Linked DNA regions of Homo sapiens: region 1 is linked to region 2. The links are chromatin loops, found by intact Hi-C in ENCODE. Cell type or tissue: gastrocnemius medialis. All regions are shown on one strand. Links, peaks and the distances in the headings refer to the core of each region. The heading gives the core; the rest is flanking DNA.

Evidence for each region. Hi-C counts contacts between places; a loop is a spot of excess contacts. Peaks named below come from ENCODE experiments on the same cell type or tissue, not always from the same donor. Only the 100,000 strongest peaks of a DNase experiment are listed, where the experiment ranks them.
Region 1: a loop joins it to region 2, with 1.9 times the contacts of the local background. A loop is called at or near these places in 8 of 110 quality-filtered maps.

The regions. Positions count from the first base shown.
Region 1 is chr2:105,489,698-105,504,786 of GRCh38, reverse strand. No RefSeq gene overlaps it. Among named protein-coding and RNA genes, the nearest start is that of FHL2, 98 kb to the right of the region's middle. RefSeq lists an enhancer at 13,613-15,089. In gastrocnemius medialis, for the core only: no CTCF peak of the experiment used is centred there; a DNase peak (open chromatin) is centred at 6,376; H3K27ac peaks cover 4,833 bases.
Region 2 is chr2:105,375,177-105,390,265 of GRCh38, reverse strand. FHL2 (four and a half LIM domains 2) reads left to right here. Exons shown (of 7, transcript NM_001318895.3): 3 at 3,726-3,905. The coding sequence starts at 3,750. It also overlaps a transcript of C2orf49 not described here. Among named protein-coding and RNA genes, the nearest start is that of FHL2, 16 kb to the left of the region's middle. In gastrocnemius medialis, for the core only: a CTCF peak has its summit at 5,879; DNase peaks (open chromatin) are centred at 2,875, 6,604 and 10,365; H3K27ac peaks cover 7,491 bases.

The DNA.
Region 1 (15,089 bases), core at 3,176-11,175, 110 kb before region 2:
GACTGATGTCTAAGAGTTCTAGTGTCTTATTTCAGGCTCTAATGCTCATGGGGACATGGTAGATTTTCCTGCAGATCCCAGACAGAGATTTTCACTGCCAGAACTTGAGCTTGTTGATTCTGTTGCTAAGGTCAATAGGTACTAATGGATTCCAACTGTGGCACTGCAACATAGCAAAGCTATGCTTTGCTTCTTGACAGAGATTCTGAACAGGCCAAAAAATATGAGCCAAGATCAGAAAGGACCTCATTAAGGGCAATGCTGACATGTGTAACATCAGCAAAAAACTCAGGGCAATGAAGTAAGTTTGTATGTTGTGTGATGCTAAGCATAAGCAAAAAGAGAATTTCAAAGGAGAAGGCAGGAACCACTCTGGTCTTCACAGTCCATGCAGGAACCACTCTGGCCTTCATAGTCCATGCCTCACAATTTGCCAATTTTTTTACTAAATATTTTTGTTTTGAAAAATATTTAATTTTCATAAAATATATACCCTGTAATGCAAACATATAATGGGTTTATTGTTATGTTAAATGGACTATTTTTAATATCTCAGTTTAAATTTCAAATATATTAAATATCAGTACTGTAAGCTGTTTGCATGCTCAATAATTTTTAAAACCATCAAGGGGTCTTAAAACCAAAAGGTTTGAAAACTCTTGGCCTAGTAGCTATGCTTTACTTCTTGACTGGACTGAATTCTCTAATGATTTTCTATGGGCAAAGCCCTCCAAGGCCCTGGTTTTCTCTTCTCTGGAAAACGGTGGCTCATGCTGGTGGTGCACCCAAATTTGCTCTGTTGTATGTATGATGATGATGTCAATGGACGACCACCATGGGAGGGGCATTGTCTAGAGCTGCCATCCTCTGGGGCTGATGCTGACCAGCCTTGTTGGTGCCACCATGGTACCAGAGGCTTCTAGAGACGGAAGACTTCAGGGAGCAAAGATCTCACACAGACTCATTTAGGATGGCATGTGACGTACCCCTGTAGTATGGAACCATAGCTCCCTCTCTTCAAGGCAGATTTGAATCCTGCTTCTGCTGTCTACTATGAAACCTTGTACAAGTTGCCTAACTTCTCTGAGCCTAAACAATGAGGAAGATAACACCAACTTTCACAGGTGAAGAAACAAGGCTTTTGACTAGAAAACTTTGACGTTTCCTTTCAGGTCCACTTGATACTATTACTTCCTTCCTTCCTCTTCCCTGGTCCTTATGATTTGAGAGGCAAATACATCCAAAAAGTGCTTTGTAATGCCAAAATGCCCAGAGCAAACTGAAGAAAGCAGTTTCACAAGGAAATAAAAGAAAATATCATCAATCCCTGAAAACACATGGAAGATGGATACGTATATTCCAAGATGCCAGGACTGTTCACTAGTGGAAGAATAGCATCACGGTAAAACATATTTTAAAAAACAAAAACTTCATACATCTCTGGGTCCTGATAGTCATACACTACCACATTCCCAAAGGCTCCCTTCCCAGGGTGAGAGCTCAGGTTTTCTGCCCTCAGCCTAAGAAGTTGGCTTCTTCATCTCACCAGCAAATAACTAAGGACTGTGACTCTCTAGTGGTTTGAAGAGTCATGCCTTTTTGCCTTTGTAATGCCAACCGACTAATGAGAACAAGGGTTTTTGGGGAGAGAGCTCATCTCCAGCTCAAATAACCATAACCACAGAGGAAGAGATGAATAATAAAGAACAGTCAGAGTAGCAGCAGATTGCTAACAAACCTCTCTCCTGCAAGCACAGCCCCTCTCCTATGGCCTCGGGGATGCTTGGAGGTGTGATGAAAATACAAATGGGGTAGGGTACTTATAATTGTAGATTAATGCTCATTCCAAGACTGAGATCAACTGACCCAAATGTTTATTTGTTTTTTTGAAAGTATTAACCTTTCACCTTTGTGAAAAGCCTTAGGATATGTTTGTTCACCACTTAATTTCAGCACCTAGAACAGTGCTTGAAACATACAAGTTCAAAACATATTTGATAAACTACTGCATGATTTGTTTTAAGTTCCCACCAACAGAAAGTGATGAAACTATCTAATCAATTTTTCTTCCATATCTAGGCATCTAGGCACTAAACTTTTGCTTAACTATTCTTAAAGCATACAAAATAGTCACAAAGAACTTGCCATACTTGTAGTTCAAATTAAATACAATGCCCAGGGTCTGGCCCGAAGGAGCTTCCAGAGTGACTCTACCATTTTATATTAGACCACAAATGTTCAAGAGATCCAGTTTCTCTGTTACGTTACCAGCATTTGGTATTGCCATTATTTTTTTATTTTGATTTCCACATGTTCAATGCTAGTATATTAAAATACAATTGATTTTTGTATGTTGGTATTGTAAACTGAAACCTTGTTAAAAACTCATGTATCGGTCCTAGACAGTTTTTTATTTTTTTGTAGGTTCCTTAGGATTTCCTACAAAGATGATCTTATCATCCATAAATGAGGATAATTTTATTTCTTCTTTTTTGATGTACAGGTTTTTAATTTCCTTTTCTTGCCGTATTGCACTGGTAAAAACTTCCAGCACTATGTTGAATAGCAGCAGTGAAAGAGGACATTCTTGCCTTGTTCCTGATCTTAGAGAGAAAACAATGTCTTTCTCCAGTAAGAACAATGTCTACATTTGGTTTTGATATCAGGGTAGGACTAGCTTCATCAAATAAATAGAAACGTGTTTCTACCTCTTTTATTTTCTAGAAGAGATAGTACAGAATTCTTTAAAATAAATTTGGTGTAATTCCCCAGTGAAATGATTTGGGCCTGGAGATTTTGGGTAGTGAGGGGTGTGGGTGTTAAATTTGAAATATTATTTTCTTTTTTTAAAATTTTTTTCTTTTTTTCTTTTTTTTTTGAGACAGAGTCTCACTCTATTGCCCAGGCTAGAGTGCAGTAGTGGGATCTCGGCTCACTGCAACCTCCACCTCCCAGGTTCAAGTGATTCTCCTGCCTCAACCTCCCAAGTAGCTGGGATTACAGGTGCCTGTCACCACAACCAGCTAATTTTTGTATTTTTGGTAGAGACGAGGTTTCACCATGTTGGCCAGGCTGGTCTCAAACTCCTGACCTCAAGTGATCCACCTGCCACAGCCTCCCAAAGTGCTGGGATTACAGGAGTGAGCCACAGTGCCCAGCCAAAAGTCTATTTTCTTAGTAGTTGTAGAGCTATTCAGATTATCTATTTCATACTGGGTGAGTTAGTTTGTGTGTCTTGAGGAATTGATCAATTCCCTCTAAATTGTTAAATTTGTATTTAGAGTTGTCTATAGTATTCCCTTATCCTTATGGTGTCTGTAGGGTCTGTAGCAATAGCCCCTGTTTTATCTCTGATCTTGATATTTAATGTCTTCCCTCTCCTTTTCTTTGTCAGTCTTGCTAGAGGTTCATCCATTTTACCGATCTTTTCAAAGAACCAGATATTTGTTTCATTGATTTTCTCTGTGGTTTCTGTTTGCAACTTCATTTATTTCTGCCCTTATCTTCTTAAATTTCCTTCCTTCTATTGCTTTGGGTTTATTTGGCTCTTCTTTTTTTACTTTGTTGAAATGAGAACTTAGATGACTGATTTGATACTTTTCCTCTTTTCTAATGTATGCATTTAGTGCTATAAAATTTCCTCTTAGCATGGATTTAGCTGTGTCCCACAAATTTTGGTATGTTGTATTTTTTTATTCAGTTCAATGCATTTTTTATTTCCTTCAAGACTTACTCTTTGACCTATAAATTATTTAGGAGTGTGATGTTTCTTTTCCAAGTTTTTGAAGATTTTCCTCTTAACTTTATATAAGTGGTTTCTAGTTTGATTCCATTGTGGTCAGAGAACATACTCTGTATGATTTCAATTATTTTATTTTATTTTATTTTATTTTTTGAGACAGAGTCTCACTCTGTCACCCAGGCTGGAGTACAGTGGCACAATCTCAGCTCACCACAGCCTCTGCCTCCTAGGTTCAGGTGATAGTCAGCCTCCTTGGTAGCTGGGATTACAGGCATGTGCTACCACACCCAGCTAATTTTTTGTATTTTTAGTAAAGATAGGGTTTCCCTATGTTGGCCAGGCTGGTCTTGAACTCCTGGCCTCAAGTGATCCACCCACCTCAGTCACCCAAAGTGCTGGGATTACAGGCATAGGCCACCACACCCAGCCTGGTTTCAATTATTTTAAATGTATTATGGTTCATTTTTAGGTCCAGGATGTGGTCTATCTTGGTATATCTTCTGTAGGTGCTTTAAAAGATAGGTAGTGCTGTTTTGGAGTGGAGTGTTTTATAAGTGCTGAATAGATCCTATTTGAGGGTAGTATTTTGTTTTTCTACGTCTGTACTGGCTTTCTGTCTAGTTTTTCTTTCAGTTTTGGAGAGAGGAGTGTTGAAGTCTCCAAGTATAGTTATGGATTTGTCTGTTTCTCCCTTGAGTTCTATCATTTTTGCTTCACATATTTTACAGTACTATTATTGGGTGCATATACAGTTAGGACTACTAAGTTTTCCTAGTAGTAGAAAAACTTTTACCTCCCATCCCTCATAAATTTTTTTGCTCTGAAATATACATTATCTGGCCAGGTGCGGTGGCTCATGCCTGCAATCCCAGCATTTTGGGAGGCCTGGGTGAGTGGATCACCTGAAGTCGGGAGTTTGAGACTAGCCTGACCAACATGGAGAAACCTCGTCTCTATTAAAAATACAAAATTAGCTGGGCGTGGTGGCGCATGCCTGTAATCCCAGCTAACTCATGAGGCTGAGGCAGGAGAATCACTTGAACCCGGGAGACGGAGGTTGTGGTGAACCAAGATTGCACCATTGCACTCCAGCCTGGGCAACAAAAGTGAAACTCCATCTCAAAAAAAATAAAAAATAAATAAGTAAATAAATAAATAAACATTATCTAAACTTAACACAGCCACTCCTGCTTCATTTAAGCTGATGTTTGCATTGAACATCTTTTCTTATCCTTCTACTTTGCTAGGTTGCCCATGCCCACTTCTTGGTTCTTTGGCTCAAGAGAGCAGGCCTTTCTTGGGGCATTTTTTCTTCTCCCATTAGTGTTTCTGGGTTGCCAGCTTCTCCAAAATCTACTTTGGTATCTGTGAGACAAAAACTCAGGAACTCACTACTACGTTGTACCTCAAATCCAAAGGTCCCCAGGCAGAGCTGAAGTAAGGCTGTCATCCAAGGCCCTACTTAAGAAGCAGATCACAAGGTACACGACTGTGGACAAAACAACTGTGAAAACCTACAGGACATGCAGCAGTCAAATGGAAAAGATATGTCCCCAGCAACCAGAGGGCAGAACAAGCGCACCCAGGGATTCCAACAACTTGGTTTCCCCAACGCCATGAGGTTGCCACATAAGCAACCACTCATCCCTATAGAGAAGCAGAAGAGGAAGAGAGAAGCTACCTGAAAGAATATGACCTTTAGAAGGAGAGATTAAACACTTCCTAAATAAACTAATTCAGATATTGGATCAAACTGAGTTTTTAACCCACTTTGATGCTGAAATAATTGGGTTTCACTGTGAGTGGGAGTACAGAAGAAAGCCAGATGTGATGTAGGCCAATTAAAGACATTACATTTTTTTTGACATATCCCAGGTCAAAATTAGACTTTCTAGGTGTTTTTTAATCTAGGTAGTATAATCTAGAATTATACTTACCTAGGTGATTGGTGAATGTGGGAAGCTAGGAGGTGATGTGACTTCTGTCTTTTGTAGTCTCTACGATAAAATAGTTTGGGGATTTTAATTTCATTTGGCTTTCTCATGGGTAGTTTCCACTCTTGTCTTTTCCTTTTCTTCTTTTTTTCATTCTGAGCTCTCAGACTCTTCACAGATATTCCTAATTCTCTACAACTGTAGGAGTATAGAGATGACATTTTGCATCGCAGGATGTCTTATACTATTAAAATGTCTCTTATTTCCAAGCAAAGTAGATTCAGAAATTCCCAGTGTTTCAACTGTTTCAAGGAGTGGGGACATGTGTTATTCTGACTGAATTTTGATTCAACAAATCTTTAAGGACCTATGTGTTAGCCACTGGGCCGAATACTTCCCAGATGGTCTCATCTCAATATAACAGCCCCGTGACGACCTTATTAGCCACCTGAATTTCAGATAAAGAACTTGAGAGGTGAATGGACATGTTCCAGGCCACTCGGTCAGTGTGTTGCAAAGCTGGACACCTCACAAGTCCAGACCGCTTCCTACCCTCCAAACAATCTCCTTTGGACAATTCAGAGAAGGCTTTGCCTGTGTTCCCTTCTGTTTCCATTTCAGAACTCTCAAGAGTACAGACTTGACAAGAGAAGTGGCTCCTCAGGATGGGAGCCAGTAGCTATTCTCAGCACTGTCCTGTTGGCCAGATTGACTTGGCAAGACTGTCCCTTCACCCCTGCCTTCCTGTGCTGGGTCAAGAGTGAAGGACACTGCCTTTGGGATGCTCTTTTAAGATCCTCAATAAACCTGCTTAAGCCAGTTATTTTTGATGTGTGCTTCATGTGATACTTATTTCACCTATTTTCTATGCAAAAACCCCCATTTTTTTCTATGCAAAACTATTTTATACTAAAACATGCTCATAACATGAAATGACATTGATATTTGACACTTATTGCTGATTTTGCTTTAATAACATGTCTGTTTTTTTTTCCCTTTCTATATGTATCTAAACCTCTAAATTTAGAAATAGGATCATTTGTGTTGTGATTTTGAGCTCACAGTGGGGCATGAAAATACCCTATTTGAATTTGAGAAGGTTCATCATTTGACTGGGAAGGGGGTATGCAGGTGTGAACCAGAATTAGGTTACTGAGATTCAAAGAATTGTTCTGATGTTTATTTGAGATAAATTCTTAGGAACAGGCTGGGCACGGTGGTTCACGTCTGTAATCCCAGCACTTTAGGGGGCCGAGGCGGGAGGATCACCTGAGGTGAGGCGTTCAAGACCAGCCTGGCCAAAATGGTGAAACCCTGCCTCTACCAAAAATACAAAAAATTTAGCCAGGCGTGGTGGTGGGCGCCTGTAATCCAAGCTACTTGGGAGGCTGAGGCAGGAGAATCTCTTGAACCTGGGAGGCGGAGGTTGCAGAGAGCTGAGACCACGCCATTGCAATCCAGCCTGGGCAACAAGAAAGAAACTCCATCTCAAAAAAAAAAAAAATTCTTAGAAACATTGTTCCTCGGGAAGGGAACTTGGGTGGGAGTGAGGAGGCTCATGTTTGTGATATCTAAAATGGGAGATTGGAAGGAGATTCCAGAGATAGTGCAACCAGTTGACAAAGTGATTCAGTTGAACCACATGAAGTTCCCATGTTGACCTTAAGACATGGCAATTGTATAGCGTTTAACTGAATGGCATGAAAAGGGAAATAGGAGGGAAGGGAGTAGAGGGAGAAAGAAGGCAACGGAGGCCAGGAGGACAGGGACTGCCGAGTTGTAAGAGTTGTAAGGCCACTCCCATCAGACAGCTCTTGGGCTAGGCAAGGAATGAGTTACTCATAGTAATGGTAAGGACAATTCAGAAATTATTTAGGGACCTATTCCAGGAAATACCAGAGGAACAAAGAAGCAAACTAGTTCCAGGAGATTCATTTATCCCTGAAATTGAAGGGTGGATCTGAAGCCTAGTAGGAAAAGTCGCTTTGTATCCAGAGATCTTTGTGGCTTCAAGGATGGAAGTGTGGCAAAGAAAGAACACTGTCCCCAGGAGGACTGAGCAGACAATGAGGATAAACAGTGCCTTTGAGACCAAATACAAGCACACATACACGTGCACACATGTGTATATAACATGCAACCCAGGCCATGTAGTTTGCTCATTACATCGCCTGTATCTCAAGATTCCCTCATTCCAGTAAAAGGCCTGACCATGTGTGTGCTGGGTGTCAAAGGACAGGATGGTCTGGACAAAAGGGCAAGTGAAAGGCGGCAGAGCATCAATCCAGGGCTGGGGGCTTTGAGAGGGATTTCCTCACCCCTTCTCCTCACATCCCTGTAGCCACGATGGGTGCAGGGAATGTCACATCTGAGAAAAGGCCATGGAAAGTCCCACATCCTGGGATCCAGCTGCCCACCTGGCTCAAAGTTAGACGGTTGACAGACATTGATCCCAACTGCCAGTTGGATCCTGATTCACCACCCCTGAGAATTAAACTAGAGAGAGAGTACTTCACACTGTGAGCACAAAGAGTACAGACAGATGGCCTTAGACTTGCTCAAAATATCTTCCCTAGGGTCTCTCATTAGGTAGCAGGCTGTCCTTTCCAAGAATGTGTTTATCAAAAAGGCGACTGGAAACTTTGCTTTCTCTAGAACTCTGTTAACATGCAACTTGAGATAGCCACACATGCCTCTGTTTGGAGAACAGAGGCTAACTATTTATAATAATAACGGCTGGGGCCATCGCCTTCCCTCTGGGGCCTGCCTGCCCAAAAGGTTAGGACACATTCATTTGTCCCTACATGCCAGGGTGAGGCTTCTTTGCTGCACAAGCAGCAGAATGAGAAGACTGCAGATCCTAACTACAAACCCTTCCTTGCAAGTGTGGGCTTGGATGCTCAGATTAGGAAAACAGTCTAATGAGTCCCAGAGAGGCAACTGTTGTATCTCTACCCTCCCAGGGAACTCAGCCATGCAAATCCCCGATGCTTTCAAGGTCTTTCTACCCCTAGAGAGAGTAGGAGAAAGCTTGGCTTATTTCTACTGCAAGAGGCTGGCAGAACGCAAGAGAAAAACAAAGATGCTTCTGTATTGAAGTTTTAAAATCTCAAGATAAGGCTTCCATCGTGTATTTAGATTTTTTTTTTAGCACAAGAAATTAGATCTTACACTCACTGAAGCAAAAGGGATAAGAAGGATATTGCTCGCTCCATTTCCAGCAGATCACCTGACATTTGACTTAGACATTCTGACCTCAGTTCAGTGTGCAATTAATTATCAAGCCTGAATTTGTGAAATAGTACCAGAGAAAGCCTGATAAATCAAAAACACAAAGCAGGCTGGGCATGGTGGCTCACACCTGTAATCCCAGCACTTGGTGAGGCCAAGACAGGTGGATCACCAGAGGTCAGGAGTTTGAGACCAGCCTGACCAATATGGTGAAACCCCATCTCTACTAAAAATGCAAAAATTAGCTAGGTGTGGTGGCATGCACCTGTAATCCCAGCTACTTGGGAGGCTGAGACAAGAGAATTGCTTGAACCCAGGAGGCGGAGGTTGCAGTGAGCCGAGATTGCACCATTGCGACAGAGTGAGACTTCGTCTCAAAAAACAAAACAAAACAAAACAAACAAAAAACACAAAGCAACACAAAACTGTGTAGGTTTGTCCTCCTTCCATGTTGCCAAAAGTATAACCACAAAAGAGCTTAAAATGGGTTTTCATTTTTAGACCTTACTTCTTGGAATAGAACATGAAATCCTTGAGAAGTTTCTAATCTCTGCACATATGCCTGATGTGTAATGCCCTCGTGGGACCATGGTCTGAAGGGGGCCTTCACACACAGCTCATCACCTCTGAAGAACCGTCAGCAAAGCAACTGACTGAGAAGTCCCAGGATCTGGCTGCCTGTGACGGGCCCAGAGGGTGTGGATTTGTGAAAGCAACACCCTAGATAACAGGCGATAAAAAGCTGCTGCTTGTCTTAGGAGAGAGTTTAGCAAAATTACAATTAAAATTGTGTCTTAAAATAGGAAGATTATGGTGTCTCTGTAGATTCTATAATGAACTGATATTGGCTGATTGGGGCCAGAAATCCAAAAGTAAAAAGTCTGAAAGCACACTTTTCTGAGTAAGGAATTGATACAGGAGGAGGCAGGGAAGTGCTGGGTAGAGAAAGGCGGGTCCCTGGTGAGGGCTCCACCCGGGGCCTGTGCCCACGGACCTGGGTGAGGACAGGCACTCCTGCCTTCTCGCTCAAATGTTGCTTTCCCAAGACCACCCTGGCCCGCAACACCCCCATCCTGTGCCTATTAAAACCCTGAGACCCAAGGGGGCACACACACAAGTGGCTGGACGTTGAGAGGAGCGGATCGGTGGAAAGAAGACACAAGCAGCTGGATGTCAAGAGAAACACACTGGCGGAGGAACACGCAAGCGGCTGGCTGTCGAGAGGAGGTTGGTAGCACACTGACAGGCACTGGCGTGCCCGCAGGCAGTCGACTGGCAGAAAAATGTAGAGTTTGGCCAGGGTGGTGGGAGGAGAGCCCAGGCCACTGAGTGTCCCCACTCCAGGGGAAAACCATCACCCTTCTGGCTCCCCCATCTGCTGAGAGGTACCTACACCCAATAAAACCTTGCACTCATTCTCCAAGCCCACCTGTGATCCGATTCTTCTAGTACACCAAGGCAAGAACCCAGGATACAGAAAGCCTCTGTTCTTGTGACAAGGTAGAGGGTCTAATTGAGCTGGTTAATACAAGCTGCCTATAGACAGCTAAACTAAAAGACCACCCTGTAACACACCCCCACTGGGGCTTCAGCTGTAAACATTCACCCCTAGACACCGCCATGTGGTTGGAGCCCCACAGCCTGCCTGTCTGTATGCTCCCCTAGAAGTTTGAGCAGTGGGGCACTGAAGAAGTGAGCCACTCCCCCATCGCACACCCTGAGAGAGGGACAAGGGAACCTTTCCTGTTTCAGAATCATCCTTTAAACCATAGCTCTATTTGTAGGTCTTCTTTCTCAAGCCACCACTATAGAAGTCCATTTTCTCATCCTTGGGCGTAGCTTTAGAATCCAGTTTGGAGGCTAAGTAGTTCAAGAACATGGGTTTTGGAGTTAGGCAAAACTAAGCTTGAATTCCACTTCTGTCACTTAGTACTGCTTACGTAGAATTTAGCATTTTGCTTCACCTCCCTGAGCCTCTGTTTCCTCACCTCCAAAACAAGAAAACTGTATCATAAAATTGTAAAGACTAAACAAGATAATCTACATAAAGAGCATATCACTCACAGTAGGTGCATATAGTGAGTGCTTCGTGGCACCAATTACCACCAGTCCCACATGGGGATAGTCCTCGGATCTGGGGAAGCCACTTCCCCCTCCTCATTTCTGGAGCTCATTTCTAAGGCTCCTCCTCTCTCAGCCTCATCCTCTTCTCTTCCATTTCCTACTCTATTTTCCACAACAACAAATGTCATGCTTTTTTGCAAGATAATCTCTGGCAATAGAGATGGTGTTGTACAATGTTCAACCAGGAATGTTTATTTTAAAGAACATTTTAGAATCTAGTCCTACATATTTGTACTTCAGGCTTTAGAAAATCAAAGTTTTGATTCTTACTTTTCAAATGTAGCATTGAACATTTAATACTCAATTAAAATGAATTAAAAATAAATCAAAGATGGAGCTTGATTTTCTTTCCAAAGGCAACTTTATAAACTTATATAAAATGAGTAATAGCTGCTGCTGTGAGAAATAAAGGGGACTTACCTGAGGTTTCTGCAGCCATAAGGCTTATGAGTGTATAGCCAAAGATAAAAGATTTAAGCAAAATCTCTAACATGAAAGGCAGCAACACACACACACACAACCCAAGACAAGTTCATAAAAAACAGAAAATATAGAAGTAGAAGGACATTAAAAAATGAAGTTAATATGCTGGGAGGTAAAGGAAGACTTTGTATTCATGGGACAGGCAGAAGATTCAATAAAAAGAAACATTCAAAGACCAAAATGGAGCTTTAAAAAAAATAAAATTGTGATAGCAGAAATAAAATTCAGTTAGAAGGATTGAAAGTTAAAAATTGAAGAAATGTCCTAAAGGACAGAATAAAAAGGCAAAAAATAGAGAAAATAGAAAAGAAAAAATAGGAACATTGGTAGATCCATTGAAGATATTAGAACTTCTAAAAAGGGCAGATAGAGAAAATGGAGGTGGGAAAATAATCAAAGATAAAACACAAGAAAATTTTCCAGAACTGAATGTGACATGTTTCAAGACTGAAAGAATCCCAAGTGATTCAAACCAAGACTCATCATGGTAAACTTTGAGCCCCAGAACCCCAGGGACAAAGAGGACTTCTACATTTCTCCAGAAAGAAAGAAGTAAAATTAACCAGGCAAAATTCAACAGATGCAAATGAAAATGGCATTCAATTTCTCAACAATGAACTGGAACTTAGAGGACAATGGAGAAATACCTTCAAAATCCTGAAGGAAAATAATTTCCATCTTAGAATTCCATACCTAGCCAAATGACAGTTATATGTGTGCACAGACTAAAGTACTTGAGCATTCACAATATCAGAGATTTTATTGCCCATGCAGTCTTTCTCAAGAAGCTATGTAAGATATACACCATGCAATCCTATGCAGCCATAAAAAGGAATAAGATCATGTTCTTTGCAGGGACATTGATGGAGCTGGAAGCCGTTATCCTCAGCAAACTAAGGTGGGAAAAGAAAACCAAATACTGCATGTTCTCACTTATAAGTGGGAGTTGAACAATGAGAAAACATGGGCACAGGGAGGGCAACAACACACACTGGGGCCTGTCAGGGGTGGGGTCGGGGGAGGGAGAGCATTAGGAAAAATAGCTAATGCATGCTGGGCTTAATACCTAATGCATGCTGGGTTGATAGGTGCAGTAAATCACTGTGGCACACATTTACCTATATAACAAACCTGGACATCCTGTACACGTACCCCAGAACTTAAAACAAAAATAAAACATTAAACAAAAAAAGAAGAAGCTATGTAAGAAAGTATTCTACCAAAATGAGTAAATGTTCAAAAAAATTAAAAAAGAAGGTTTAAGATCCAGGAATCAAGAGATACAACCCAGGAGAAAGGAAAAGGAATTCTCACAAGGGAGATGAAAAGAAATTCTGCAGCTAGAACGCAATCAGTGCAGTTTGGAACAGGATGACAGGGGGACTCTAGAAAGGATGTGAAAAAGGGTGGGTTGGATTAAACTGATAGACTCTCAGTTTGTTAGGAGATGTACATTCCCAGTGCAGAATTTGAAAATGAATTAATGACAGATAATAAGCAAGCAAATAAGGAAAAAATGAGTTAATTGTTAAATCTATAAAACACAACAAGAAAGGAAATAGAGTCATGGCAAAACAAAAACAGAACCAAGGCTCAGTGTGTATAATATTCACAGAGTCATAATGATAATCACCATACACTGATTTCACAAAAATGTTTGCTAACGCCATATTGAAAGCATGGGAAGGCAAAAGAAAGAGGAGAGCGTGAGGAAGATAGTGAGGTTTAAATTAATCAATACCTTATTTCCCACAAGAACAAGACGGTAAGAGCTAAATAACATTTTAAAATCAAGAAACATATGAAAAATGTTAAAAGCAAGAAATAGTAGTATAAACAACTTACTTGATAAATGGAGCTAAGTGTTCCATTTTATCAAATAACTTGTTTGTACTACCTGGTTTAGAAGAAGCAGATAAAAGAATTTGAAGTTATTGTCTCTGGGAATAGGAGTTGAGAAGTAAAGCATGGAATTGTCCCTTTCCATTATATGTTGTGTAAAATTATTCTGATGTCTTCCAGGAAGACATGAGACCTATGACTCAGATGCAAAGGTCTCCATGATGACGGTGAAAGTAAGGAGAACAGGTGGGTCCAAGTTCCAAGTTGCAAGGCAATTTGATTTCATTCAGAGAAGTATTGACATTGGCAAGGTGAACTGCAGGCCACAGTAATGCAGCACAAGTGCCAAGCAGAAGGCACATAAGTGGGTCATTCTAAGCTGCTTTAATTGAAAAAAATAAGTAGAGTCCCTGGCTTTGTAGCTGTTTATCCAGAAAACATTTGGGCAGGAGGGGGTTAAGTTTTAACCATCAAACAATGACCTCCAAAATACAGGAATCTACTCATTGGCCACATGACTAGAACACCAAGGCAATGGGAAATAATGGTTCTCTGCACACTGCCCCGTTGGGAATACTGGGCTCAGTTGGGGTTTAACATTTCCAAGAGAATGTTAGATAGGGAAAACCCTCGTAATAAAAAAAAATTCATGTGCTACAGGACATGGCTGAAGTCAATGAGGATGTTAAACTATAATACAAGAAGATAAAGGTGGGATACAATTATTATTATAAAAATTACAGAGCTGTTATGTAGATGAAGTGTAACTTGTAATGAGTGTTTCTGGAAAACAAAACATTCAAAACCCAGTTCAGTCACCTGCAGAACTTTCAGCTGAATTTGAGGCTTTGCTGGGTACTCTCCTCATGTTCTGCCTATTTCATTGTGGTTGTCCCTTTGTGGAACAGTCACTGGCTGTGACCTCGTGGGAGGCAGCATGTATCTTTAATTTACCTCTGTGTCCCCAGCTGCCAGTGCTTTGCTCGACACATGGTAGGGACTTCCAGCCAGAAAGCCAGTTGATTCTGGTTCAGTATAATTTTGGCTCAAAGAGTATCAAACGATAAGACAAAGTCAACAATGGACTGAACTATCCGGTGAGATGATGAGTGTTTAGTCACAAACATAATCAAGAAGAATTGGATTCCTCTCACTGGGTAAAGGGTCATAGATGACCTCTCAGATCCCTTCCAGCTGAAGGAGCTTTCAATTAATATTGATGCCACTCTGCTGTTAGAATCCCAGGCAGTCTCTCTTGACAGTGAATCGCTTCCACATTTTTTATCTTTCTCAGGTAGAGAGAGAGAAGAGGATGAGATTAGGGGAATAAGTGTGGCCAAGGTGAGAACTCACTTTTGTCAATAGCCCTTAGAGTGTTCTCAGACTTCCTACAACAAGATCAATAACATCTTAGATCAAAGTGATATTAGGGATTTTAAAAGATTTAAAAGGAAATATTTAAAGGGAAAGCAAAGAGATGGTCTGGGTGACAAAAACACTTGAAATAGGGCAGAGGGAAGGAATAAGGGAGTTCCTTTTAATTCAAATTCCCCATATCTTGAAGGCCTCTGTTCCTACCTACCAGATCACTCTATCAGGATCTGTAGAACAGAAAGAACTGGGGAGAAGACAACAAGGAAATTATGGGTGGTAGGGCTGCCACACTACACAAGGCCAGGGGACCCTATTAATCTCCTCGTTGATGGGAACGGTGCTGTCTGGCCTTGAGCAGT
Region 2 (15,089 bases), core at 2,804-10,803:
GAGTTTATTCTCTTAGATTTATTTTTTTATTTTTTTAGACGGAGTCTCGCTTTGTCGCCCAGGCTGGAGTGCAGTGGCACGATCTCAGCTCACTGCAAGCTCTACCTCTTGGTTCACGCCATTCTCCTGCCCCAGCCTCCCAAGTAGCTGGGACTACAGGTGCCCGCCACCACACCCGGATAATTTTTTTTTTGTATTTTTAGTAGAGATGGGGTTTCACCGTGTTAGCCAGGATGGTCTCAATCTCCTGACCTCGTGTTTCACCCGCCTCAGCCTCCCAAAGTGCTGGGATTACAGGCGTGAGCCACCGCACCTGGCCAGATTTTTTTTGTTTTTGTTTTTTTCTGTCCTGGTCCTGTAGAATCAGAGGAAGTGGAAAACACATATCAGGTATATGAGCACCGTGATCACGATTATTACCTCAGAGGAAAACAGGTGTACCCCTTTCACCAGCTGCCAACATAAATGGAGCTCTGCAGACATTAACAGAGGCTGTAGACTGTCTCCCTTCCCTAGCAGGGCTGGTGCTTGTCCTGACCCACACAGACGGCCTTTCAAGTTAGACTGGGAGTTCATTTTCTGTAAGTCAGACGGCTATTTGAGAAAGCTCAGTGGACCCTCTTTTTCATAAATATGCGTGGGCTTCAGTTTTTCCATCCATAGAATGAGGAAGTTGTCATAGATAATCTGGGGATTTGTTTCCAGCTTTTACAATTCCGCAATTTATAGTTCTCTGTCCTTTCATCGTTCTTATTTCAAATTCCCAAATTATTATTCTTATGTTTGTGGGCATGGAATGGGCAGTGAGCCTCTTGTCCCACAGCTAAATCACACCCTTTATTGGAAAAACATATATGTTGGAAAAACAGCTCTCAATTGTGATGAAATAAATGACAGCAACTTTCAAGGCCAATAACTGAACAATTACAGGAAAGCATTGAATCTTGTGCCAGCATGGCTGCTCCAACTCGAGATGGCTGCGGTACAAAGGATATTTATACGTTGGGCTTCAGAATAATAATTCAAGTGCTCAAGAGCCTCATCTTGTGATGTTATCACAAGAATGTCCAGACAATGTTTTCTTTAACTCCAGGAAGAGTGATTTAGAAGGACGGATCTTGCCGCATGTGTCCAGCTGCATATTTATTGCTCTTGGAAGAGAATTATTCTGTAAACACAGAAATATCCAAGAATGAATTCTTGAAAGATGATCTTTTCCTTGCTTACAGTTGTCAGGATCGTGTATACGCAATAGTACAAAATTACTGTAATCACAAACCAGGCGGCAATATTTTATTTGCATCAGAAGGTCTGATTCTGGCATTTCACTCGCCTATCTTTTGAAGACTGCAAATTGAACCAAGTTTTCTTAGATCCTGTGAACTCTTGCTCAGAGTTACATAGCCAACCAGTGTACCTATTTTTTTTTTTTGAGACGGAGTCTCGCTCTGTTGCCCAGGCTGGGGTGCAGTGGTATCATCTCAGCTCACTGCAACCTCCACTTCCTGGGTTCAAATGATTCTCCTGCCTTAGCGTCCTGAGTAGCTGGGATTACAGGCATGTGCCAGTAAGCCCGGCTAATTTTTTTTTTTTTTTTGTATTTTTAGTAGAGACAGGGTTTCACCATGTTGGCCAGACTGGTCTCAAGCTCCCAACCTCAGGTGATCCACCTGTCTCGGCCTCCCAAAGTGCTGGGATTACAGGCGTGAGTGACTGCACCCAGCCCAGTGTACCTATTTAAGAACAGAGAAAACTTTCCACTTTTAGCAAATGGAATATTGCCATTTATTCCTGAAGAAAATTGTCTGTGTTTTTAATGCCCTATGGCCGTTTCTCCACACCAGCTATTCCTGTGGTAGGCTTTTTCTCTCCAGGATCATTCTAACATGATTTTATAGGAATGGTCATAAGAGGAGGGCCCATCACTTGCTGCTTATTCACACTGCGTATTCATCCTAGAAAAATGCAGTGTGCCGGGCATGGAGACCCCTTATTTTAAACTTTTATTTTAGGTTCGGGGTACATGTGCAGGTTTGTTATACAGGTAAACTCTTGTCACAGGGGTTTGTTGTACATATTATTTCATCACCCAGGTATTAAGCCTAGTACCCAAGTGTTATGTTTTCTGCTCCTCTCTCTCCTGCCATCCTCCCTCCCCGCTCAAGTAGACCCCAGCGTCTGTTGTTTACCTCTTTGTGTTCATGTGTTCCCTCATTTAGCCCTCACTTACAAGTGAGAACATGCAGTATTTGGCTTTCTGTTCCTGCATTAGTTTGCTAAGGATAATGGCCTCCAGCTCCATCCGTGTTCCTGCAAAAGACATGATCTCATTCTTTTTTGTGGCTGCATAGTATTTCATGATGTATATGTACCACATTTTCTTTATCCAATCTGTCATCGCTGGGCATTTAGGTTGATTCCATGTTGTCGGTATTGTGAAGAGTGCTGCAATGAACATTCATGTACATGTGTCTTTATGGTAGAATGATTTGTATTCCTCTGGGTGTATTCCCAGTAATGGGATTGCTGGGTCAAATGGTAGTTCTGTTTTTAGCTCTTGGAGGAATCACCATACTGCTTTCCACAAGGGTTGAACTAATTTACACTCCCACCCACAGTGTATAAATGTTCCCTTTTCTCTGCAACCTCGCCAGTGTCCTGTTCCTGTTGGAAGGGCTTGAGGTGTTGCCCAGAGAGCCACTGACTGCAGCCACTGCATTTCTGACTATTTGATATCATTGTTTTGGGAAGTGAGTCTTTCCATTTATCCTGCTCTCAGGGTACCTGGGCAGCTGCAGGATGATCTTACCCGCAGGGAGCAATGATTCATCCTCAGGGACTTTGGCAGTTTTTCTTGTGCAAGGGCAGCTTGCACTCCCAGGTCAAGGGTATTAGTGCCCTCATTGCATCTAATCTCAGGTTTCCCAGGTCAGATCTCCCTCCCTTTTGCCACTGTGATTTCTTCCTATTCAAATCATGAATCATAAAGAGGAGCTCACGGAAAATCTTTTTATAGAAATGGACGTATTATTTCTATGCCTGCCTTTCTATTTTGGAGGCAGGGAGAAGGGGAAGATGCAAGGCCGGGTCACAGCCGGACAGGATGGGGGCTCTGGTGTCAGCCCTTACCTGCATTTAAAACTGAGATAGCTTTTTCTGACACAGTAAAAAATAATTTGTGCTTTTCAAGAAGTGGAATGTGACCAGGCGTGATGGCTCACGCCTGTAATCTCAGCAGTTTGGGAGGCTGAGGTGGGCAGATCACCCGAGGTCAGGAGTTTGAGACCAGCCTAGCCAACATGGTAAAACCCTGTCTCTACTAAAAATATAAAAGTTAGCTGGGTGTGGTGGCAGGTGCCTGTAATCTCAGCTACTTGGGAGGCTGAGGCAGGAGAATCACTTGAACCTGGGAGGCGGAGGTTGCAGTGAGCCGAGATCGCACCACTGCACTCCAGCCTGGGCAAAAGAACAAGACTCTGTCTCCAAAAAAAAAAAAAAAAAAAAAAAAAGTGGAATGCATTCAAACACAAAACCGCCCTAGCTAATGAAAAAAGGTGTTATCATTAAAAATTATGACCGATTAAAGGGTGAGTTTTAATTATTCATCCAGAGGAATTAGCCACCTTTCGGCTAAAGATGACAGACAGTGGGACAGTTAATGCCTTTGCGTGCACCCCTTTCAGAGAGTGCTTAATGGGACTTGGATTTTCTTTTCTTTTTGATAGGTTGCTGAAAAGCCAGGAGTCAAAATGACTGAGCGCTTTGACTGCCACCATTGCAACGAATCTCTCTTTGGCAAGAAGTACATCCTGCGGGAGGAGAGCCCCTACTGCGTGGTGTGCTTTGAGACCCTGTTCGCCAACACCTGCGAGGAGTGTGGGAAGCCCATCGGCTGTGACTGCAAGGTACCTGCTGCGGGCCTCTGCGGGTCCCCGGCGCTCCCCTAGGAAACACGGGTTTCTCTGTGGTTTGTGCTGAAGCCCTGATCCACCACTGAAGTCTGTCTCTTGAGCCCCCTCTGAGGGGCGTGGACCCTGCGTGTAGCCTTTCGGAAGCTTCTTCCCTCTAGCGAATGTGATCTCTGCCCACAAGCACTGGGTGAGGGCCTTGCCAGGACTTTTGTGCTTAGTATCTCTAAGTACATTTTCTGTATTCTAGCAATTAGTGCCCTTATCTAACTACCCAGCTGCCTACCAATACTGGAACTTTCTTAAGGGTGGTGCTCTCTTCCTCTTGTCTGTTTGCCCCGTGGTGAGTAACGTGGAGCAGGTGCTGTGCTCAGTCAATATTTGATGAATGAATGTGTACATGAGAGAACCAGAGTTGGTTCCTGGATAAATGGGCACATAAAAGCACAAAGTCCTTGGAAGATTGTGAGCTCTTTTCCTTTAATGAGAGAAGGACAGGATTTGTATTGTTTCCTTTCAATGGGGAAATGTGTTCATGGCTCTCCTGGTATGTCACAGCGTGGTTCAGCAAAGACCACTGGTCACTTGTACCAACTGCCCCGTGGTTGAGGGTGGTGAACCCTGACCTGCGCTTCTCAGCAGACTCTTGTTCCAACCTGGATTGCTGAAGGACACCCTGGGGGACCCATCCATAGCTCTGAACTCTCTGATACCTTCACCCGCAAACGGCTTCTAAAACACTCCAGTGAAACCCCTCATGTGGCTGTCATCCTGAGTGCCGTGAAACTGGCTACAAAATGGGATTCCTTTGGCATCTCTAAAGGAATTCCCAACTGAATGGGCACCAAGTCAGTTCATGGCATTTTACTATCTCTTTTCTGCTCTCGTTGCTTTGTGCTCTGTAGGGATTTTTGCTGCTCTCCTCCCTGGTCGTTAATATCAGCACATTGCCGCTGACTGATTGACTTAGGCCATGCATGCAGTTGGATCATTCTAGCACATCCAACATGTGTTCCTTCTATTTCCTTCTCTGATCACATCATTCTTAGGAAAGACAGGAATCAGAAGGCTGCACCATCACTTTCTGTTCCCAGGGATTTAGTGACAGTTGAGGGATGGTTTCCATCTTGTAGCGAAAGAGACCTCTGCCTTGAGCAGAGACGAAAGAGGTACAGCACCAGCCCCCTAAACCAATGCTGCAGCCCTGTGTCTTTTGGCTTCAGGGCAGATGCTGTGCTGAATGTAAAAGAAACGAAACTCAACAGTGGTATTGTGCCAAACCTTTGAAATACCATAAGCAAAAATAGCTGATCTGGCTACTCTAAAAGTTGTGTATCTTCCTGTATCCTGTCTTGCCTGCTGCGTGTCTCACTGCACCTGACGACTTTTCTCTGTCCCTTTTCATGTATTTAACAGGACAAGCATGAGAGCTCAGCCACCAGACTGCCCAGTTCCAGCCCAGGCTCTGTGTCTCACTTGCTGTGTGGCCTTGGGTCAGTTACTTGACCCTTCCGTGCACATCTCCACATCTATAAAATGGGGAGAACCAGGCCAGGGGCATAGGCTCAAAGCCTATAATCCCAGCACTTTGGGAGGCCAAGGCGGGTGAATCAATTGAGGCCGGGAGTTCGAGACCAGCCTGGCCAACATGGCGAAACCCTGTGTCTACTGAAAATACAAAAATTAGCTGGGCGTGGTGGTGCATATCTGTAATCCCAGCTACTTGAGAGGCTGAGGCACGAGAATCACTTGAACCTGGGAGGCAGAAGTTACAGTGAGCCGAGATCATGCCACTGCACTCCAGCCTGGGACACAGAGTAAGACTCTGTCTCAAAAAAGACCCAAAAAAAACTGGGGAGAACCAGGGGTCTGCTTCATAGGGTCTTTCTAGTATGTAGATACAAGCCCTTGCACTCGCACTCGTACTCTTCTAGCAGCTGACAGGGTAAGCTCCAGACTGCCACCTTTCTGCTGACTACTTCCTTATTCTTTTCGTGACACGTCCCTTCCACACACCTTTCAGAAGCTTCACCCTCTCTCTTTGTCGCTTTTCATTTTGGAAACATCAATAAAAATGTCCAGTTTGAGGAAGAAGTAGATAGCCCGAGAAAAATATAATTATAAAAGCTTTAGCTGGAAAAGAAATACTTACGTAGGTGAGAGGTTCAGATATCATCTGGCAAAAGGTAAGTCTCACTTTCAAGGACAGATTTTGGATATTTGGGGCTAATCATCCCTGACCAGTGGCTGAAATAAAAACAAAACAAAAATCACTTGCTGTTTCTCCAGTGATTTAGTGGAAAGACCCTTAAAAGCCGTCATCCTTCCACGCATGTTTTATGAGCAAATAAACAAGAGTCTCCCAAATGGAGCCAAAATCATCAAGGCTGCTGTCAAGCCAGGAGTGAATTGTGCTGAACTTTTCAACCCGGATTAATGTTTTGAGATACGTGGGGTTACACTGTATGATTTTGTACATTTTGGAACAAAAAGAGACATTGAGTTGAAGCGAGACCTTGGCATTTGGGGCTTTTGATGCTTTAGGCGTGCTTTTCTTGACTTTCAAAAATAATCGGGTAGTTGGGTTTGTAGTGGAAGCAATGATAGAAAAAAATGTTCCTGTTTTTTTCTGGAAGTAAAGCCCACAATCCTGGCAGGCGGGGAGATACCTGATAGAGGAACTGTGCTCTTAGGTCTGGTGGCCAATCTCTTCTCTTAAAATAGCACAGCCACCACAGGCCTCAGCTACTTCCCTCTAAAGGACATGTTCATGTGTGTGAGTTTTAAATGTTGGCATGCCTATGGGAATTAGGCTAATTTTGAGAGTCCTGACCTACTTAAATGAGACAGGCAAGACTTCAGAGCCTGTTATATAGTTTGAACATCCTCTCTATGTAGCCACTGAATTGTAATCTTTATTTCTATTAAGTTACTCTGGGAAAATGCTGTGATCTCAAAGGGTAAAGATTATTGATTTGTATGGCCAGTGTAATAGTGGAGAATAGACAATGCTAATACAATTTTATGATCCTCTGACATTACATGCTTCCTGAACCTTTTCTTGGATACCTGTTAGCATTAACAAAATATTTTCGTAGACTGATTACAGAGTTTTTGGGGGATCTGCCTACGTTCTGGGCTTCAAAAATTCAACCAACTAAAGAAAAAATAGGGCTGGGCACAGTGGCCCACGCCTGTAATTCCAGCACTTTGGGAGGCCGAGGCAGGTGGAACACTTGAGGCCAGGAGCTGGAGACCAGCCTGGCCAACATGGCGAAACCCCGTCTCTACTAAAAATACAAAAATAAGCTGGGTGTGGTGGCGTGCACCTGTAATCCCAGCTACTTGGGAGGCTGAGGCAGGAGAATCATTTGAACCTGGAAGGTAGAGGTTGCAGTGAGCCAAGATTGCGCCACTGTACTCCAGCCTGGGTGACAGAGCAAGACTCCATCTTAAAAAAATAAAAATAAAAAATAGGCTGGCCAATAACTCCAGAGACAGCTGCTAATACTGTGCATTTAACAAATTGGTGATTTTAAGCCCTGGGCGACACACGTAACCTAGACTTTGAATGTTCCATGGGTCTGCAAGCAATGCCATGAAATTGGACTGGCCACCATACCCACCCATGTGCTTGGAGGGTGCTACAAAGAGAAAAAAAAAATAATAAACAAGAACAAAAGATCTGCAGATCAGAAACTAGCATTCAGGGTTTAGTTTCTAGTGGTAGTCTTTGAAACCACTGTGTATTGCCTGATGACTTGTTCCAGGCACTTGTAAATGCCTAAACTGCATGATCTAAATTTCTCCTAACACCCTATAGGTAGGAACTTTTTTCATTCCATTTTATGGAGTAGCCGCTGAGGCCTAGAGAGGATGAGGATCTTGCCAAGGGTTAAAGGGATTAGGAAGTATCCGAGGTACAATTTGAGCCCAGACCCGGAGGGTCCTCACCTAGCATGTGATGCCACCTGCTACCTGCAGCCTCGGGCAGGACCCTGTCTATGTGACTCTCGGGCCAGATGTGGTCAGTCCTTATGAGTAAGAGATGGTGACCACCTGGCCTCAATCAAGTGACCTTCAGTCAGAGGCCCCTACTCTTCTCATGGGCCCCTTTAGATGGTGATGATTACATTGCAGAATTGAGGCTCAAGTTGTTTCACAAACTCTCTTTCCAGCTTTTGTAGCTAATAGGAAACATTGAAGTGATGATCAAATTGGCTGTAAAAGTCTCAGTTAATGTTTGGTAATGGACAGAAATGTTCAGTGATATTTTGGCAGAAAGCAACCTGGCAGGGCTCTGAAATAGGAGACGAAGGTTTTCACACATACAGGTTAAATCTAGATGCCCCTAGTATATTTTGGAAGGTTTCTGACCAAGCCTAGTGAAAGGTGTAAGGTCAGGTTTGAAAAACCCACCCTTCTGTCCTCGGTGTAACACAGGCCTCCCTCGCTGGTCTTTCTGGACCCTTTTCTGGGAAGAGCACCTACTCCAGTCACATTCTCAGGGTCCAGCCTGCCAACCTGGTGCTTTTTTATTTGTTGGGGTGGTTTTTAAGTTCTCAATGAGCAAATTACCTTCTTGGATCTTCTTCCGTGTAGAATTTGTCCACAGAGTTTGTAACGAGCACTGAAAACGCGTATTTATTTGGATTTCCTCCTAAAAGACAAAAATCTGTCTGTGAAGGGAATTTAATCAAGCAGGGTCCTAGGATCAGAAGCAAAGCTGTCTGGATGGATTTCATGAGAAGGGCCTGTCAGTGCACGAACTTGGCCTGTCAGTGCATAAAACCAAAAGTTCAGCCACAAGACATAGCAGCAGAGGTGCACAGCGCTCAGCAGTGACCTCGCATGCACCGAGGCTGGACCCCGGAACCAAATCTCCCTGGCTCCACCTTTGACAAGCTGCGCGAAGGGGACAAGTCCTGCCACCTATAAGCCTCCGTTTCCATGTCTATACACTGGGGTTCCTAGCTCACGGGACTGTCGGGGTAATTGAGTGAGTTAACGTCTAGGGAGCACCTGTGACATGCCAACACAGTGCTGTCATTTCTGCTGTTGTCCATTTTTCTGCATCTTTATTTGTAAGGATTTGAAAGAATGTACAGTTGGAAACCTGATGATCTCAAGCAGAAAATATCTTTTCATAACGCTGAGCATGAATGACATGAGAATCCATGTCTGAAGTGAAATCGTATGGATCTGAAGAATGGTTGGTGCCAGCCCTGGTGGAATGGGGTGCGAAGGAGGGAGGATGAGAGCCAGACGTTTCAGTCTGGGTGACCCTGCCACCCAGAGCCACCTTCCATTAACTGAGGGGTCCAGGGCTCCCTCCAGGCCACTTGCCACTAAAGCTCAGCTAAAGTCTCAAAAAGGACACATTCGGAGCCAAGCAACAGGCACAGCCCATGTTAGGAATGTTTCTGCAATGGAAAAATACAAAACCAGAAAGGAAGTGTGTGGGCCTAATCGTACATGTTTATCAACATTTTACTGCAATGTATGACATTTCTGTGAGCACAAGATTAGCCTTGGTATTTTTTTCTGGGAAGTATAAAAGACTTTTTTTTTCTTTCTTTTTGTTTTCAATTTCTCTCTAGAGGAATTTAAAACCGGATATTTCCATCTTAAAGTTCTTGAGCAAGTCTGTCAAGGTGTCCATATTTCTTACCCTGTTCCTCTCAGCATCGAAGTGCTATCTCTGTTACACTCATGTTTGCTGTTCACAATGGAGTACTAATGAAATAGCAAAATTAAGCTACCGGCATGGTGCTAATAACTGAAACTAAAAATCGGTTTGGAGCTTTTCTGTTTGGAAAGAGTCACTTGAGCCGGGCGTGGTGGCTCATGCCTGTAATTCCAGCACTTTGGGAGGCTGAGGCAGGAGGATCACTTAAGGCCAAGAGTTTGAGACCAGCCTGGGCAATATAGCAAGACCCCTGTCTCTAAACAGATAGATGATAGATAGACAGACAGAACAGATAGATAGAAGAAAAGAAAAGGGTCACTTGGCACTAGGTCTTCACAGGTAAAGATTCAGAGTGTGATAGGAAGCACAGGCTCAGGCACCCGGGTCTAATCAATGACAATCTCGCTTCTAGGCCTTTTGGTGGCATTTTCTAGTCTACCTCTAAGCTCTAGGGAATCGTGTGGCTAAAATCTTCCCTCCTGCTGAGACTCAGAGAATACCATGTTGGCCAAGATCTCTAAAACAATCAAACCTGGCAGTATTGAGTTACCTTCCTCTTATCATAAAGTCTTTCCTCACTTCCTCCTTATTGTGAACTTTCTTAAGAAGCGAGTCCAGGAGGAAGCAGTGACATGAATTTATTAACTTGACTCAGACTTCTAAAGACAACACAAACTGGGCGCCCCATTCAGAGAGTGACAGGGAAACCCCGTGGCATAATTAGTTACCTACGAGTTTCCAAATAGGATTTGGAAGGAGACATACAAACTAGGTCGCCGGCGTGGCACATGGCTTCCCTGAAGCCAGCATTGCCCTGGCCAAGGAAGCTTTGCAGAACAGATGAGATTTCAGCTGGGACTTGCAGCCAAGTGGGATTTGGCCTTTTGGGGAGAAGGGAAAGGGCATTCAAAGGCCAGGGACAGAGTATGGTCAAAGGCATGGAGATGAGGAAGAGGGGACCAGAGCAGAGGGTCAGGTTGGAAAGCGAGTTGGGGTCAATCTGCAAAGGGGCTGACGTGCCAGGTAAAAAACAGGAGCACAGTTTAGTTTTGTCGGATCATTTCAGGTGGAAGGGCAGTGGGAATGTTGGAGAAAACACTTTTTGGTGTCGTTACATTGAATCTGCTCATCTATAAGAATAAAACTTTATTTCATAGAGTTATCGTATGGCTCAAAATAGGTATGAAGAATTAAGAAAAAGAATTTTAGATTTAAAATGAAAAAGCACCTACAAAAGTAGAGTGGTAGAGTTACCAACGTGGAGCTTTAAGGTGGCAGATATTCTCATTGATAGGACTGTCTTCATAAGGAAATGTAGGTTCAGCAAGTGACACATTGAGGCAACTCTTCTCATTATTAGCTGTGGTCTAAATAATGACTTATACTAACATCCATTGAGCAATTGTAATACATACCAGCAACTGTTATACATGCTTGTTACAGCCAGTAGTGGGTCCATTATTCCTGCTGTACAGGTCAGAAATCTGGCAAGAGAGGTTCAATTACTTCCCAATGGTGATGTACGTGGCATAGGGCAGAGCCAGGATTTAAGTTTAGTCAATCTGGCATTTGGGCCCTTGAATTGAACCCCTAGGGTGAAATAACCAAGCAATTTAATCACGTGCTCCTGGGATCCCAGAGGGGCGGGCGCTTGACCCACAGTGATACAAGAGATGTGGACTGTGGGACCTCATGCTCTCCCATCCTGCTTGCATGCAGCAGGCATTCAGGCATTTCTGGCCCAGGAAGCCCACCACCCTGTACTGCAGCAGGGAGGTGGGCCAGTTCTGTTCCCACTGAGGACCCACCAACAACAATGATGCAAGCTTGTTTACAGAGTATTTTTAGTTATTGTACACCACAAAACTTAAGAACGTGAGCATAGGTTAATATTTATCTTCAGGGAAAAGAGTTTCCTTTAGAAGGTTTTAGAATTAGGAACTGCTGCACGCATATTCACTCAGGAATGCTTGTGTGTGCAGTCATAAAGGTAGGCTGAGAGAAACGTTGCGGAGCTGAGTGCAGATGGCCCCAGGGAATGATGCCGAGATAACGCAGCCCTGGGCAGGCAAAGGCACTTTGTGGAAGGCACTCTGTCTTTTGTTTCTTAGGACAAAACCTGGATCTCTGCATGCCCCAACCCGAATGGGATGGGGAGCACTTTCAGGTGTCCACTCTACACCAGCCTGAAGGGAAAGGGCAGCATCTGGCAGGAGCCAAGGCGAAATGGTTCCCAGGGGATATAGCAGACCAGGTTGTCCTGAGAGAATGCGGCCTTCACCTTGCGAGGTGGGATCCGATAGAGCAGGGTGTGGGGGGACAGGCTGCGCCTGCAGAAGGTCTCCAAGTCTTGCATGGATGCTTAGTCCAGTAACATGTGGATAATATCCACATTTAGAGGGACAGTTTCAAGTGTCACGTGTCAATGAATCAGTCTTAAACTGTAGCTATTGCATTTTTGTGCCATAAATATTAACTGTAGGAAAAATGGAATTCTGCAGTGCCTTGGACCCATGTGCATGTCTTAGCCAGCTTTTCCATGTCTGTGCAGGCATGCTGATGTGCTCTTTCCTCCATCTGGGGACTTAATGACCGGAGCACTGGCTGTGGTGACATCTAGTGGCTTTGCTTTCCTGTTGACCTTGGAGATTTCTCTCTCAGTTTTTCTTGAAGGTCAGTCCCAAAAGGCAAATTTTCTAGAAATTGTATTTCTCTTCCCTCTCTTGTCACTGATAACTTGCCACCCCTCTGGGCGTAATGCCTCCTCCCTGGGCAGGGCAGCCACCATGTAAAAAGCAACTATCTTCCCAGAGAGAGGCCAAGGATCTCCTCCCCTCTCCCTGGCGCCTACTCCTTCAGGTCTCTTGTCCCAGCCAGACAGTGACTCTTGGGTCATGGAAAACATTCTGCAGCTTTTCCCCAAACGAGCAGTCCTCTATGAGGTGGCTCGCCTGCACAGGGGGACAGAGGTAACTTCTGAAACGGTGTTTTTTACCTGCTACATAACAATCAAAACTTACTTTTTTTTCTTTTGGAGACAGTTTCACTCTTGTTGCCCAGGCTGGAGTGCAATGGTGCGATCTTGGCTCACTGCAACCTCCACCCTCCACCTCCCGGGTTCAAGATTCTCCTGCCTCAGCCTCCTGAGTAGCTGGGATTACAGGCATGCACCACCACGCCTGGCTAATTTTTGTATTTTTAGTAGAGATGGGGTTTAACCATGTTGGCCAGGCTGGTCTCGAACTCATGACCTCAGGTGATCCGCCTGCCTCGGCCTCCCAAAGTGCTGGGATTACAGGCGTGAGCCACCTCGCCTGGCCAAAACTTACTTTTTTATTCTTTTAATTATGGTAAAATACACAGAACATCACACTTACCTTCTTAACCACTGTTAAGAGTACTGTTCAGTAGTAAGTGCATTCAGATGGCTGTGCAACCAATCCCCAGAGCTTTTGCTTCTTGCAAATCTGAAATACTACCCCCATCAAGCCCATTTACGCCTAGTATTCCATTAGTGGAATGCTAAGCATGTGGGAGTTATGTATATCTTACTGCTCAAGATCATCGCCAAGGTCTGATTGCAGAAATTCAAAAAATTGCAACCTCAGGCATGAATGGGTTACAGAACACATTCTCACTCCCATTCCCCTCTCATCCCAGCCCCTGGCAACCACTCTTCTACTTTCTGTCTCCATGAATGTGACTTCCCTAAGTATCTCACATGTGTGAGATCATGCAGTATTTGTCCTTTTGTGACCGATTTGTCGTTTCACTTAACGTCATGTCCTCAAGATTCATCCATGCTGTAGCATGAGTCAGAATTCCTTTCCTTTCTAAGGCTGAATAAAATTCCATTGTATGCACAGACCACATTTTGTTTACCCCTTCACCTATTGATAGACATCTGGCTTGCTCCCACCTTTTGGCTATGGTGAATAATTCTTCAATGAACGTGGATGTACAAATATATCTTCGAGACCTTACTTTTAATTCTTTTGGGTATATATCCAAAAGTACAATTGCTGAATCATATGGTAATTCTACTTTTAATATCAGCCATGGTGTTTTCCACACAAAATTTATTCTTAATGCATTTCTTCCACAATCAGCATTCTAACAGTGATAACATGAATAAAATCTCCATCTCTTCTTAAATTAGGCAGATTACTGTTTTGGGTGGATAGGGCTTCTAATGATTTGTTCAATTTTATTCAAAGTCTAAACAAAGGCAATACTGAGCCACATTCATTTAGGTACAAAATATGTTCTAGAAAGTTGCCAGAGTTTGGTCGTTTCTGGATTTTTTTAAATGAACACACACACACATCTCCTCAAGGCTATCTGTTTTGAAAGCAAAGAGTAACACAGACCCGACCAGGATTTTGCCTGGGCTGGTTCAGTGGAAATAACTTTCGCATCAGGAGGACTTGAGCTCGAAGCTTGGCTTAGCTCCGTGCCAGGTATGTGACTGGGCAAGTTACGGAACTTCTCTGACCTTCAGTAATAACATTTACCTTGCAGGGCTGTGCCGTGCCTGGAGCTCACAGATGGGGTAATGATGGTCATCACTAGTGTTTCAGATGTCTTTTTGAAGCCGGGGCGTGTGCATGGAAAGAATGGAGACCATGCCTGTTCCCGAACGATGATGATGTCCATGTGGATTGTGGGCTTTGCTGTTTCTCATGAGTTCACATGTGTAGACATCAACTCAAATCAAAGCAGTTTGTCCTCTATTTCACTTGTCAAAATAACCAATAAAGCACAGGTGATGTTCCCCTCAGATTTCTGAAAATACTTTAAGCTAAAAATACAAAAGACAGGTTAGCCCTCTGCCCCCAACTCCCAGTGCATACCCAGTTTGGGTTCTCAAGGATGAAGAGGGCTTGGGCATTTCAGCAACCTGCCCCCGAGTCCCCCTGACAGGCAGTGCCTACCCCAGGGGACCCACAATACCCAGAGGTGCTGGGCTCAGGTGAGAATGAATTCCGCAGAAACAAGGGCATTTAGTCCAGCTTTGAGAGCACTCTATGCTCCTCTCACCTTCATTCCTTTTGTTTTGAGACTGAGTCTCCTTCTGTCACCAAGGCTGTGCAACCTCCACCTCCCAGGTTCAAGCGATTCTCCTGCCTCAGCTTCCCAAGTAGCTGGGACTAAAGGCATGCACCACCACGCCCGGCTAATGTTTGTATTTTTAGTGGAGATAGGGTTTCGCCATGTTGGCCAGGCTTGTCTTGAACTCCTGACCTCTCCTTCATTCTTTATCGTCTTGCGTCAGCAATAATCCTATTCCCAGATGTTCTAGGAAGCAAACTTCCAACAGGGATAGCACAAGAGGTCACCCCTCACAAAGGCCATAGTCATGACTGTCTTCAAAGTGTCTCAGCGTTCACATTTTTAAAATTCCTTGAACTAAAACAAAATGCGCAAAGAGATCACTAAATCAAATAACTAGTTTGGTTCCAGGTTCCGGGAAAACACACATACATGCACAC